Linked DNA regions of Homo sapiens: region 2 is linked to region 1. Evidence: chromatin contacts called from ENCODE Hi-C or POLR2A ChIA-PET data. All regions are on one chromosome and are shown on one strand. Each heading gives the region's core, a stretch centred on a gene start or an enhancer-like site at or near the end of the contact. The rest is flanking DNA. Distances are from core to core; before and after follow the strand shown. Region 1 has its middle 220 kb from the start of CD96. Region 2 overlaps TMPRSS7 (transmembrane serine protease 7).

The links. A loop is a pair of places that touch in the nucleus more often than their neighbours do. ChIA-PET counts read pairs that join two places held with the same protein, here RNA polymerase II (POLR2A). Pooled maps may share reads with other maps.
Region 2: a pooled map shows a loop between it and region 1 (8-fold over the local background). The contact joins two enhancer-like sites. A Hi-C loop is called at or near these places in 1 of 168 maps with a recorded cell type or tissue (naive thymus-derived CD4-positive, alpha-beta T cell) and 3 of 50 pooled maps. POLR2A ChIA-PET finds 5 or more read pairs at or near these places in 1 of 52 experiments (activated T-cell).

The regions. Positions count from the first base shown.
Region 1 is chr3:111,321,080-111,328,149 of GRCh38, forward strand. No RefSeq gene overlaps it. Among named protein-coding and RNA genes, the nearest start is that of CD96, 220 kb to the right of the region's middle. Within about 2 kb of position 3,097, at least 3 of the 41 ENCODE cell types and tissues checked have a DNase peak (open chromatin) inside an H3K27ac peak, as active enhancers do.
Region 2 is chr3:112,069,377-112,076,446 of GRCh38, forward strand. It overlaps TMPRSS7 (transmembrane serine protease 7), which reads left to right. Exons shown (of 18, transcript NM_001395507.1): 14 at 4,920-5,036; 15 at 5,945-6,116. Among named protein-coding and RNA genes, the nearest start is that of C3orf52, 13 kb to the right of the region's middle. Within about 2 kb of position 3,320, at least 2 of the 41 ENCODE cell types and tissues checked have a DNase peak (open chromatin) inside an H3K27ac peak, as active enhancers do.

The DNA.
Region 1 (7,070 bases), core at 1,847-4,346:
ACACTTCACCAAATTGCCTGAACTGTCACAGTGCTTATGGAAACATGAGTCAATATGGAGCTTCCAACAACCTGGGTCGCTAAGCATTGAAATGAGCAGGATGCTGCCACCCCTAACAAACTTAAAAAATATATATTCCTTTTGTGTGTGTGTGTGAAGCAACTGAGATATTGGACTATTTGGTAACACAGCATACACTAGTTCATTCTAATACAAGAATTGTGTACAGTTCAGCCCGGCAGAAGCTTCAAATATAGGAAAGGCAGTGGTGGGAGAGGAGTGACAGATACATAATTATACAATTACAGCAAAATGTGAGAAGTATTCTCATCAAGGTTAACATTCTCAATATATAAAGATGTATATAGATCAATAAGAGAAAGCCTTAGATAACAGCAGGCAAATGGAAATAGGCACAGAGGTTGACAAAATATAACTAATAAGCATATAAAAATGTTAAACATTATTGGTAATTAATGAAATTCAAATGTAAAGAATGAAATGGTACTATCTGCCTTTAAATTTGGCAAAAATATTAAAAATAATAGGATCCTCCCTTGTGTTTTCTGATGGGAATGCAAACTATAGAAATTTCCAGGGAACAACTTGGCAACATGCATGAATGACCTTAAATTTAACCAAGTAATACCTCTTCAAGAAACATTACTTTCTTTTTCACTAATTAAGTCTCTTTAATTTAAAGTTTCCGAAACCAACCAGACATGGTGTGTCCAAATAAGGGTATTTATTGAAAAGATACTGGTGAATCTGGGGATATACAAGGAATGGGTAAAATTCCAGGCTTTGGGAAGGTCAGGAACCAGGGCAGCTTTGGCGATCTTATCAGCAGGATCATTCTTCCTCTGGAATGTTGCCAGTATGTGACTTGGCTAGAAATAACACTCAGTGTCTATGTCTCTCGGGTTAAAATGCCAAATTCCAAAACTAAATAGACTAGTTTGGGTCTGGCATACAACACTGCACACATTAGGTATGGTTAGAAAGGCAGGATTCCACAGCTTGAATATAAATATAGAAAACACCTGCGGGAGGAGCAGGTGGTTCCCAGAGAAGAGATGTTTAACAGGCCACTTGATATGTATCTTAAGGAAATGATCAGAAGTGGGAACAAAGGTTTCTGTGTAAGAGGTTCATCCTAGTGATATTTAAAACAGCAGAAAAAAAGAAACCCAAAAGTCCAGGGGGATGTTGTTTACTTAAATTATTATGAACTATTATTTTCAGTTAAAATTTGTATTCATGAAGAATTCAGTGTTGTGGGAAAAGTGCAAATAATATTATATCCAGTAAAACATTTTTTATAAAAGTTTTTAAAATGCCACAAAACATAAAAATATTAACCAAGGTCTAGTGTGACTGGTAGAGAAGGTTATGAAGAATGAGTACTTTTAAAATTTTTCTTGATTTAAGCAAATTACCTATGATGGTCATGCATGACTTTTATAATCAGAAATTTATGCTATTTTAAAGAAGATGTGCTTGATAGAGGCAGTATTTAGCAGTAGTTGAAATTCCAGAGTTAATCATTCTGTGTTTATATTTTGGTTCTGCCATTTATTAGCTGAGCAATCTTGATCACATGGATTGACCTCGTTCAGGCTGAGTTTTTGTATCTGAACGTGGAGAAATAATAATTCTTACAGCCTTGGGCTTTGTGAGCATTAAGTGTATGTAAAACACTTAGCCCGCTGATGTTTCTCACATCTGATGAAAGGTAGCTATTGTTATAATAACTGAGGAGCACAGATAAGGAACAACTAATCCTACCCGGAAGAGCAAGAAAATGTGATATTTTAACTAGATCTTCTTTCATTTGTATTTATTTCTTGATATAGGGTGCTACTATAAATTGGGTCATTTTGAAAGGAAGTTGGCGATAAATCAAATCCATTAATATAAACATTCCCATAATGTATGGCTCCTCTTCACTTTAAAAGTGCGCCAGGTAGCTTCTGAACTGTGCTCACACAGGGAGACGCATGGGTCTAAGCAATGCAACGAAAAGGCTTGATTCTCCCAGAGCCCTCTGGGGCTTGAACATCTGCAGTGGGGCAAGTTAGACCAACTTCAATAAAGAGTCAGTGCAACCTCCAGCCTCTGGTGCAAAGAAGCCATGAGCTTTGCTTCTCCTTGGCACAGAGGGTGACCTAGAAGCTGCAAAGCCAGGACCAAGTGGCAACTGCCATCTGTACAAAGCAGTGTTGTAATGGGGCTGGGGCTGGTAGGGGTGTGCAGTCCTTGCCCTAATTCTGCCTTTATGTTTCCTTTCTTGCCTCTCCCTCCCTGTCTGAAGCTAAAATTGAAAATAGAGTTTAGAATCTGAAGCTCTCTTACAACCCTCTTTTCTTTCCAATAGGCAAATAGTTCTCATCCATTTTCCACATAAGCCTTACTGTCTTGCTTGGCTAAAGTTTTTCTGACCCTCAAGGTACTTCAGATCATTTGTAGATAATGGGAAAAGCAGTGCCGTTTTATTAATAATAAAGGCCCAAAGCATAAACACATAGTGCCACTCAGCAATATTTATTTTTTAAAAAACCCAAACACGAAACTTTCATGTATGCTGAAATTAAAAGAGCCTTTTCTTTCCTGCTTTTTTGACTTTCTAGCTCCACCCAACCACATTTTTGCTTTTCCTTAAAATATGTACTAAGTGTACATTTAAGTGCAATAGATCATTCAGTACAGGCCAGGAGAGAGCTGATTTTGACTGGCCATCCTACCCTCTTCCCTTCTAAGACTCTTCAAATCAAAACTGTGATAATGGCCTTAGAAATCATCTTGCCTATACGTTTCCATTTTGCAGGTGTGGAAACAGACCCAGATATGCTATGAGATTTAAGATGCCAAGAGATATTAAGGCCTAACAGTTAGAATTATAGCCAGGTCTTCAGGAATTTATTTACCTCCTGAGCTCCCATTTATTTCATCACTCTCACTGTCTTAAGAGTAAAATGCAGCTGAACTGTGCCTGTCATGATAGCTAATTTTCATCTTGAAGATTTCTTAGAGCCTATAGTCCAAGTAAACTACGAGATGGGACAAAAGTAATTTACCTCACTCCACATGCCACTCCATTTCTCCTCTGTACCTCTAAGACCACCTGGGACTTTTTAAAAATACCAATATCAGGTCTTATTCTAGGCCTATTAGTTGAGAATCTCTCAGGGTTGAGCCCAAGTATTAGTATTTTTTAAAATCTCCCCAGGTGATTCTAACGTGTAGCCAGTGTTGAGAACCACTAGGCTGAGACTGCTTCCTTGTTTTTAGTTTCATTTTGTTCTAGCCTCCTTTTTTTTCCATTTCCTCCTCTCTTCCTTTATTATTCTCGTTCATTCCCTTTGCTACTTCTCTCTTATCTGGCTATAATAGGGAATTGAAGTTTATTGTTACATGTTTGCTATATATATTAATTTTTGTTTGCTGCTTGGGCATAATTTTTAAATCAGGTGATTTGAATCTTTTTTTCTCCTTCAAAATATCTTTTCTTCACCCTTCACAAAATTTAATTAGGTTTTTGCTAACATATAGCCTTCGGTTAACTTATTTTCCTGTGTGAAATGGACCTCTGTAGAAAAAAAAAAGGTGACAGAACTCTATCATTTAATGGTTATTAACATACCTTGGACACTATTGACCACCTTTTCTTTTCAAAACCCTTGACATTGCATTGTTCTGGCCTCTGACCACATCCTGACTGATGTTTCATGGCATCTATTTCTCTTCCAGCTCTAACAACCCATTTCTGCTCTCACTGTACACAGTCTTCCTTGGTGATCTCACCTACTTCACAGCATCTGTCTCCCATCGGTGTCTCTTTCACTCTTAACTTTCACTCTTACTCTCTTTCTGCAACTTTATAATTATTAGCTGAATAATCTCTATCCTTACCTTCCTTAGTTCTTCAAAATCAACATAAACTCATCTTTTCCTCTTCTTTTTGCATCTCCACAAAAGGTTCTTTCTCCATTTATCAATGCATATAGTTGTTCATTTATATCCTAATTTGTTCAAATGATAAATAAGTGTTTGCTATCTACAATATACCAGGTAGAATGATAGGTAAGGAAAAGCAATTTTGAGAAATTGAGTTATTGTTAACAATTACTCACTTCTTCCTTCTCCTGGAGAAGGTACTATATCCCCGCTCATTGCTGTGTGATTTATGGTGTTTTCCGTGTGGAAAGTAATACTTTTCTGCTTCATTGACTTTGGGTTTGGTTGGCCATGTGACATATTTTGGGCAAAGGAATATGGGCTGTGATATACACCATGAGTGAGCAAAGGCTTTCAAAAAGCATTGCAAGTTTGGCCAATGCTCTGGCCCTGCCTTCCCTTGCCTGAGAGCAGTATTCCCAGAGAGGGCTTGCCCCTTCTTCCTGGCTTCTGGAACGAGAGGCCATAGGCAAGAGAGCTGCAGCCTGAAGCAGAGCTGCAGCTGACTCACAGTCTACATATCATATGAGCAAGAAATAAATGATAGTTGAAAGCAAATGGTGCTTCGGAATTATTACAGCAGCTAAACTGTGTAATGCAGCAATGATGAATTAAACACTGTCCTTACCAGCCAGGGCTCAGAGTTCAGCAGAGATCTCCAATTCCTAAGATTTGTCTCTTCAGACATTTTCAATTTTCCCTCTTCCAATCTTCTAGATTCAGCATCCACATTGCCAACTCCTTTTCACTGCCTGTCATTCTCTCAATTATTGTCATAGCCTTTATTTCGTTTCCCTGCTCTCAACCTGCTTTCTTAACTCAATTTTTCCTGATAAGTCATTGCCACAGTATATGTTCGTTATGAATCCAAGTATGTTGCAAGTAATCCAAATCTCAACTCAAATTGATTTAAACAATGGAGATATTTATCTGGTTCATGTAACTGAGAGTGTTGAGGCAGAAATGACTTTAGGCAAGGCATGGTCCAATAATTCAAACAATACCAAGGACTTGTTTTCTCTCCATCATTTCTTTTTGACTTTTTTTTTTAAATAAAAAAAACCACAGCTTTATTGAGATATATATCACATACCGTAAAATTCACCTGTTGAAAATATACAATTTAAGGGTTTTAAGTATATTCAGAGTCAAGCAATCATCACCACAAACAATTTTAGAACATTTTTCATCACCTCAGAAAGAAACCCGTTAACCTTTAGGTATTACCCCCTAGTATCTCCATCCCCTCTTCCCCACAGGCCTAAGCAACAACTAATCTACTAGTATCTCCATCTCCCTCCCCCGCAGCCCTAAGCAACCACTAATCCACTTCCTGTGTCTCTAAATTGTCCTATTCTGGACATTTTATGCAAATAAAATCATGTACTACATGGTCCTTTGTGACTGGCATTTTTTCCCTTAGTATAATATTTTAAGGTTCATACATGTTATGGCATGTATCAATATTACATTGCTTTTCATGGCTGAGTAACATTCCATTGTATGACTATACCACATTTTGTTTTTTAATTAGTTGATAGATATTTGGGTTGTTACATCTTTTGTCTGTTATGAATAATGCTGCTATGAACATTTGTGTATTTTTTTGTGAACATATGTTTTCAATTGTCTTGGAATGAAATTGCTGACCCATATGGTAATTCTGTTTAACTTTTTGAGGAATTGCCAGATTGTTTTCCAAAGTATCTGCACCATTTCACAACCCCAACAGCAAGGTAGGCGGGTTTCAATTTCTCTAAATCTTCACCAACAACTATTATTGTCTGTCATTTTGATTATAGCCATCCTAGTGGCTGTGAAGTGGTATCTCGTTGTGGTTTTTACTGGCATTTTCCTAATGACTAATAATGTGAGCATTTTTTTTTCATGCACTATTGGCTATTTATATATCTTTTCTAGAGATGTGTCTATTCACATCATTTGTAGGTTTCTAAATCAAGTTCTCATTTTATTATTGAGTTGTAACAGCTCTTTATATATTCTTTATATATTCTGGATACAAGTCTCTTTCTCAGATATATGATTTGCAAGTATTTTCTTCCACCTCGTGAATTGTCTTTTTATTTTTTATATTTATATTTATATATTATTTATTTATTTTATTACTATTTATTTATTTTATTCATTTATTTTATATTTTTTGTATTTTTATTTTTGTGATTTTGTGTCTTTTGAAGCACAAAAGTTTTTAATTTTGATGAAGTCTAATTTATCTATTTTTTCTTTTGTCGTGTGCTTTTTGTGCCACATAAAAGAATCTGTTGCCAAATATGAGGTCATAAAGATTTACTGCTATGTTTTCTTAGAGTTTTGTAGTTTTAGCTCTTGCATCAAGATCTTTAATCCATTTTCAGTTATTTTTGCATATTGTATGAGGTTAAAAATATAACTTTACTCTTTTGCATGTGGCTATCTAATTGTTCTAACACTATTTGTTGAAAGGACTATTCTTTATCTATTCAATGGTCTTGGCATTGCATTGAAAATACAAATCAATTTGGGAGTCTAAATATTTGGAATTATATAGTGGTGATGGTTGCAGAACTTCGTGAATGTATTAAAAACCACTAAATAGGCCGGGTGCAGTGGCTCACGCCTGTAATCCCAACACTTTGGTAGGCCAAGATGGGCAGATCACAAGGTCAGAAGATCGAGACCATCCTGGCTAACATGGTGAAACCCTGTCTCTACTAAAAAATAACAAACAAACAAAAAAAATTAAACAGCCATGGTGGTGGGCACCTGTAGTCCCAGCTACTTGGGAGGCTGAGGCAGGAGAATGGCGTGAACTCGGGAGGCAGAGCTTGCAGTGAGCTGAGATTGTGCCACTGCACTTCAGCCTGGGTGACAGAGCAAGACTCTGTCTTAAAAAAAAAAAAAAAAAACCACTAAATCATACACTAAAAAAAGGTAGATTTTATGCTATTTGAATTCTTTTTCAATTAAAAAAAGTCTACCCATTCTCTAAGTTTTACTGATCTTCCTGAGCATATCTCCCAATCTGATCTGTTTGACTCTTCCTTTGAATATTTATCTTAGGCAGACCACTTTTATGCAACTGCCATGGCCTTCTCATATTTGTGTGACTTTCA
Region 2 (7,070 bases), core at 2,070-4,569, 750 kb after region 1:
TTGGAATAGTTTCAGAAGGAATGTTACCAGCTCCTCTTTGTGCCTCTGATAGAATTTGGCTGTGAATCTGTCTGGTCCTGGAATTTTTTTGGTTGGTAGGCTATTAAGTATTGCCTCAATTTCAGAGCCTGTTATTGGTCTATTCAGAGATTCAACTTCTTCCTGGTTTAGTCTTGGGAGGGTATATGTGTCCAGGAATTTATCCATTTCTTCTAGATTTTCTAGTTTATTTGCATAGAGGTGTTTATAGTATTCTCTGATGCAGTTTGTATTTCTGTGGGATTGGTGGTGATATCCCCTTTATCATTTTTTATTGAGTCTATTTGATTCTTCTCTCTTTTCTTCTTTATTAATCTTGCTAGCGGTCTATCAATTTTGTTGATCATTTCAAAAAACCAGCTCTCAGATTCATTGATTTTTTTTTGAAGGGTTTTTTGTGTCTCTATCTCTTTCAGTTCTGCTCTGATCTTAGTTATTTCTTGCCTTCTGCTAGCTTTTGAATTTGTTTGCTCTTGCTTCCCTAGTTCTTTTAATTGTGATGTTATGGTGTTGATTTTAGATCTTTCCTGCTTTCTCTTGTGGGTGTTTAGTGCAACAAATTTCCCTCTACACACCGCTTTAAATGTGTCCCAGAGATTCTGGTACATTGCATCTTTGTTCTCATTAGTTTCAAAGAACATCTTTATTTCTGCCTTCATTTCGTTATTTACCCACTAGTCATTCAGGAGCAGGTTATGCAGTTTCCATGAAGTTGTGCAGTTTTGAATGAGTTTTTTAATCCTGAGATTTAATTTGATTGCACTGTGGTCTATGAGAGACAGTTTGTTGTGATTTCTGTTCTTTTACATTTGTTGAGGAGTGCTTTACTTCCAATTATGTGGTCAATTTTAGATAAGTGTGATGTGGTGCTGATAAGAATGTATATTCTGTTGATTTGGGGTAGAGAGTTCTGTAGATGTCTATTAGGTCCACTTGGTGCAGAGCTGAGTTCAAGTCCTGGATATCTTTGTTAACCTTCTGTCTTGTTGATCTGTCTAATATTGACAGTGGGTGTTAAAGTCTCCCATTATTATTGTGTGGGAGTCTAAGTCTCTTTGTAGGTCTCTAAAGACTTGCTTTATGAATCTGGGTGCTCCTGTATTGGGTGCATATATATTTAGGATAGTTAGCTCTTCTTGTTTAATTGATCCCTTTACCATTATGTAATGGCCCTCTTTGTCTCTTTTGATCTTTGTTGGTTTAATGTCTGTTTTATTAGAAACTAGGATTGCAACCTCTGCTTTTTTTTGCTTTTCATTTGCTTGGTAGATCTTCCTCCAACCCTTTATTTTGAGCCTATGTCTGTCTCTGTACATGAGATGGGTCTCCTGAATACAGCACACTGATGGGTCTTGACTCTTTTATTATTATTATTATTATACTTTAAGTTCTAGGGTGCGTGTGCACAACGTGCAGGTTTGTTACATATGTATACATGTGCCATGTTGGTGTGCTGCACCTGTTAACTTGTCATTCTTTATCCAGTTTGCCAGTCTGTGTCTTTTAACTGGGGCATTTAGCCCATTTACATTTAAGGTTAATATTGTTATGTGTGAATTTTATCCTGTCATTATGATGTTAGCTGGTCATTTTGCCCGTTAGTTGATGCAATTTCTTCATAGCATCGATGACCTTTACAATTTGACATGTTTTTGCAGTGGCTGGTACCAGTTGTCCCTTTCCATGTTTAGTGCTTCCTTCAGGAGCTCTTGTAAGGCAGGCCTAGTGGTGACAAAATCTCTCAGCATTTGCTTGTCTGTAAAGGATTTTATTTCTCCTTCACTTATGAAGCTTAGTTTGGCTGGATATGAAATTCTGGGTTGAAAATTCTTTTCTTTAAGAATGTTGAATATTGGCCCCCATTCTTTTCTGGCTTGTAGGGTTTCTGCCGAGAGATCCGCTGTTAGTTTGATGGGCTTCCCTTTGTGGGTAACCTGACCTTTGTCTTTGGCTGCCCTTAACATTTTTTCCTTCATTTCAACCTTGGCAAATCTGACAATTATGTGTCTTGGGGTTGCTCTTTTCAAGGAGTATCTTTGTGGTGTTCTCTGTATTTCCTGAATTTGAATGTTGGCCTGCCATGTAAGGTTGGGGAAGTTCTCATGGATAATATCCTGCAGAGTGTTTTCCAACTTGGTTCCATTCTCCCCATCACTTTCAGGTACACCAATCAAATGTAGATTTGGTCCTTTCACATAGTCGCATATTTCTTGGAGACCTTGTTCATTTCTTTTTACTCTTTCTTCTCTAAACTTCTTTTCTCACTTCATTTCATTAATTTGATCTTCAGTCACTGATACCCTTTCTTCCACTTGATGGAATCAGCTACTGAAGCTTGTGCATGTGTCACGTAGTTCTCGTGCCATAGTTTTCAGCTCCATCAGGTCATTTAAGGTCTTTTCTACACTGTTTATTCTAGTTAGCCATTTGTCTAATCTTTTTTCAAGGTTTTTAGCTTCCTTGTGATGGGTTTGAACATCTCCTTTAGCTCAGCGAAGTTTGTTATTACCTACCTTCTGAAGCCTACTTCTGTCAACTTGTCAAAGTAATTCTCCTCCAGCTTTGTTCCGTTGCTGGTGAGGAGCTGCATTCCTTTGAAGGAGAAGAGGCGCTCTGGTTTTTAGAATTTTCAGCTTTTCTGCTCTGGTTTCTCCCCATCTTTGTGGTTTTATCTACCTTCGGTCTTTGATGTTGGTGACTTACAGATGGGGTTTTGGTGTAGATGTCCCTTTTGTTGATGTTGATGCTGTTCCTTTCTGTTTGTTAGTTTTGCTTCTAACAGTCAGGTCCCTCAGCTGCAGGTCTGTTGGAGTTTGCTAGAGGTCTACTCCAGATGCTGTTTTCCTGGGTATCACCAGTGGAGGCTGCAGAACAGCAAATATTGCAGAGCAGCAAATATTGCTGCCTGATCCTTCCTCTGGAAGCTTCGTCCCAGAGGGGCACCCGCCTATATGAGGTGTCTCTTGGCCCCTACTGGGAGGTGTCTCCCAGTTAGGCTACACAGGGGTCAGGGACCCACTTGAGGAGGCAGTCTGTCTGTTCTTAGAGCTCAAATGCCATGCCAGGAGAAGCACTGCTCTCTTTAGAGCTGTCAGAGTGGAACGTTTAAGTCTTCAGAAGTTGTCTGCTGCCTTTGGTTCAGCTATGCCCTGCCCACAGAGGTGGAGTCTATAGGGGCAGTAGGCCTTGCTGAGCTGCAGTGGGCTCCACCCAGTTTGAGCTTCCTGGCTGCTTTGTTTACCTACTCAAGCCTCAGCAATGGCGGACGCCCCTCCCTCAGCCAGGCTGCCGCCTGGCAGTTGGATCTCAGACTGCTGCGCTAGCAGTGAACAAGGCTCTGTGGACGTGGGACCTGCCAAGCCAGGCATATGTGCCACATTTGCTTAATCCAGTCTATCATTTATGGACATTTGGGTTGGTTCCAAATCTTTGCTATTGTGAATAGTGCTGCAATAGACATACGTGTGCATGTGTCTTTATAGTAGCAAGATTTATAATCCTTTGGGTATATACCCAGTAATGGGATTGCTGGGTCAAATGGTATTTCTAGTTCTAGATCCCTGAGGAATCACCATACCATCTTGCACAATGGTTGAACTAATTTACACTCCCGCCAACAGTGTAAAAGTGTCCCTATTTCTCCATGTCCTCTCCAGCATCTGTTGTTTCCTGACTTTTTTTTTTTTTTTTTTTTGAGACAGAATCTTGCTCTGTTGCCCAGGCTGGAGTGCAGTGGCACAGTCTGGGCTCACTGCAACTTCCACCTCCCGGGTTCAAGCAATTCCCCTGCCTCAGCCTCCCGAGTAGCTGGGATTACTGGTGCACACCACCATGCCCAGCTATTTTTTTTGTATTTTTAGTAGAGATGGGGTTTCACCATGTTGGCCACACTGATCTCGAACTCCTGACCTCAGGCAATCCACCCGCCTCAGCCTCCCAAAGTGCTGGGATTACAGGCAGGAGCCACCTGTAATTACGCGCCTGGCCTTTTCTAGACTTTTTAATGATCACCATTCTAACTGCGGTGAGACGGTATCTCATTGTGGTTTTGATTTGCATTTCTCTGATGACCAGTGATGATGAGCATTTTTTCATGTGTCTGTTGGCTGCATAAATGTCTTCTTTTGAGAAGTGTCTGTTCATATCCTTTGCCCACTTTTTGATGGGGTTGTCTGTTTTTTTCTTGTAAATTTGTTTGAGTTCTTTGTAGATTCTGGAGATTAGCCCTTTGTCAGATGTGTAGATTGCAAAAATTTTCTCCCATTCTGTAGGTTGCCTGTTCACTCTGATGGTAGTTTCTTTTGTAATACTGGCAGTTTCTTATTGCTTACTTGCTTTTAATGATGCTCAGGATTGTAGGATACAGAGGACCTGATGTAGAGGAACTTGCCAAATACTGGAATGGAACACGTTCCACTCTCACCCTTGAAGAAACAAACCTCCAAGGTTGTGAACAAATGTGTTGTAATTCACAAGTCTGTCCATTTTGCCTCCTACTGATATAAAATAACTGAGCATGGCTGTGATTTTTGCTCAAAAGTTTTCTTGGAGAATAAGAGAAGGTAATAGCAAAGAGGCTGCAGCCTAAAGCCACTGATATGTCGCACTTCTTCATGTCTCACCTGCTATGGGAGAAAGAAGAGGTGGTTGGATTGATTCTCAACAAATATGCCTGCCAGCGTTCAAATGGCTTTTCTTAGGTGAAGAAATGGATCACTGTGAGGTTGCTTCTCTTCTCTCTGCCATTTATCCCAGAGCAGCAAATACCAATCCTGTGATTAAACCATTTTTTATGGGGTTTGGAGTTATTCATTCAAATCTCATTCACTCAAGTTTGTTTCTGGCTAAGGAAAGCTGTTTCTTCTTTTGTCCATTGTTAGGTATTCCATGCAACAACAGAACTTTTAAGTGTGGCAATGATATTTGCTTTAGGAAACAAAATGCAAAATGTGATGGGACAGTGGATTGTCCAGATGGAAGTGATGAAGAAGGCTGCAGTAAGTAGAAATTCATTCCTTTGGGTTCCTGTATTCCCTCTTCAGTTTACCTGTTTGTTATATTTTCATTCCCTTCTTGGTGTATTTCCCTTGATCGAGGTTGCCATAGCCAAAACAAGAATAGTAACTATTGACAAACTGAGTCTGAAATTGTTTCTCAGAAATAAAAACTCTGGAATGGATTCTGTCTTCTTGATAACAGCATTAATGAATTAAATTTTTAAAATGAGAACTTTCACTTTTTAATAATTTTAATCAAGGGAGAAGATCTTAAATAAAAACCTTGTGAGAAAATAAATAGAAACTGGAACGCAGTGGATGACCTGTTAATGCCTTATGTTACTAACAATATCAAGTGCTGTTTCTTTAGGCCTGACTCAATAACTAATCTCCCACATGCTCCTATTAGTCATGTGGCTACTACTTGGCCATGTGGCAACATGTAAATTATACATCTTTACCAATACTATTTACACTAGCAAACAATTGCTCTGATAACTAGTTTTCCCTGTAGGTTTTCATTTGTCCAGGTCTTATAAATCTTTTCCCCAATCCTTTCTGTCACATCAGCACAACTTCAAAGAAATTCTCAATTCATTTACATTCCTCTTTACCTGACAATCTAAATCCATAGGCAGCTGTTTGTGTCAGTTCAGCTGTTACAGCAGGTCCCCCTCCTCCTCTCATCTGCGTTGTGGTATAGAGACTGTGTCAGGGCATGCTTCAGGAAGGAGGGAGTGGTTTGTTTGTATTGGTTTCAGACAGACTCACATGTTCTCTGTCCTCTAGATAAGGAGATTTCAAATTGCTACCTAGTGAGTCAGTTCCCAGCCAGCACTAAAACTGGCTTAACTTCTAGTTTTTCTTCCAAGTCTACCTTTAAATCACATGCCCTTTCTCCACCAAAGCCTGCAGCAGGAGTTCCTCCGCCCTTCACCGCATCATCGGAGGCACAGACACCCTGGAGGGGGGTTGGCCGTGGCAGGTCAGCCTCCACTTTGTTGGATCTGCCTACTGTGGTGCCTCAGTCATCTCCAGGGAGTGGCTTCTTTCTGCAGCCCACTGTTTTCATGGAAACAGGTAGGGCCTCACGGTCCTTACTTTCAAGTGGCACTCTGTGGCCATAGACAATATATCTGCCCTCAAATTGTGGGAAGCAGATCCCTGTTGGGGACATTCAATCAATTCAATTGCACTTTCATTTTTTGGATCCCACGTGTGTGACAAACATTTTTTTTTAAGGTATTATTGGTATAAAAAAAGCACAAAGGAAACATCAAGAATGAATAGGCTTTTACTAAGGCTGGGAAAATAAGATAGGGCTTTTAACTCAGAGGGAGCAAACTTAAGAGAATGTGTGGAGAATGTGGAGAAAAATGGGCACTGGAGAGTGACTGGAGAATGGAGGTCCCCAATGGGATTATGATGGGATAGATGCTCTTCCAGCCAAGGGTAAGAGGACATCTTAGAAAATAACCTCACTTAAAATTTAAACTTACTATTGGAATCTACTGAATCTTAGGTTAAAAAAATCATTCACTTCTCATTCTGCATTTTTTTTTTAGTATTTCAATGAAGTTACACAGTTTGGATATTTGTTTCCCTGAAAATTATAGGATTTGTGTTAATTATTAAGATAGCTTCACATCTGTTTGATCATGAGTCTCTAATGCTGTGAAACTGCTCCAAATAATGTATTAACCCTAATATTTCTTTGGGTGTCCATTGACACTCATGAGACATCAGCTAAGCAAATTAGTGACCAAAATTTTGGGGCTTCCTCATTTTTTTCACTCCCACTCTTTACCCCACTGCTATGCTGATGGAGATGGACGCTTCACATGGAGATTACAAGTTCTTCTGTGACTTGTGCAAGGTCATGGAGGTCAAGATTGGGATTCTGGAAGGACTGATGGGAATGGCAGTTGGTGACCCTATGAATGGGCATTGTTGAGCAGTAAGAGTAGTGATCATTAAGGCTTCCAGTAGTTTGCCAGAAGGAATTTCATTAAATTCCTGCTTATAGCACTTTGA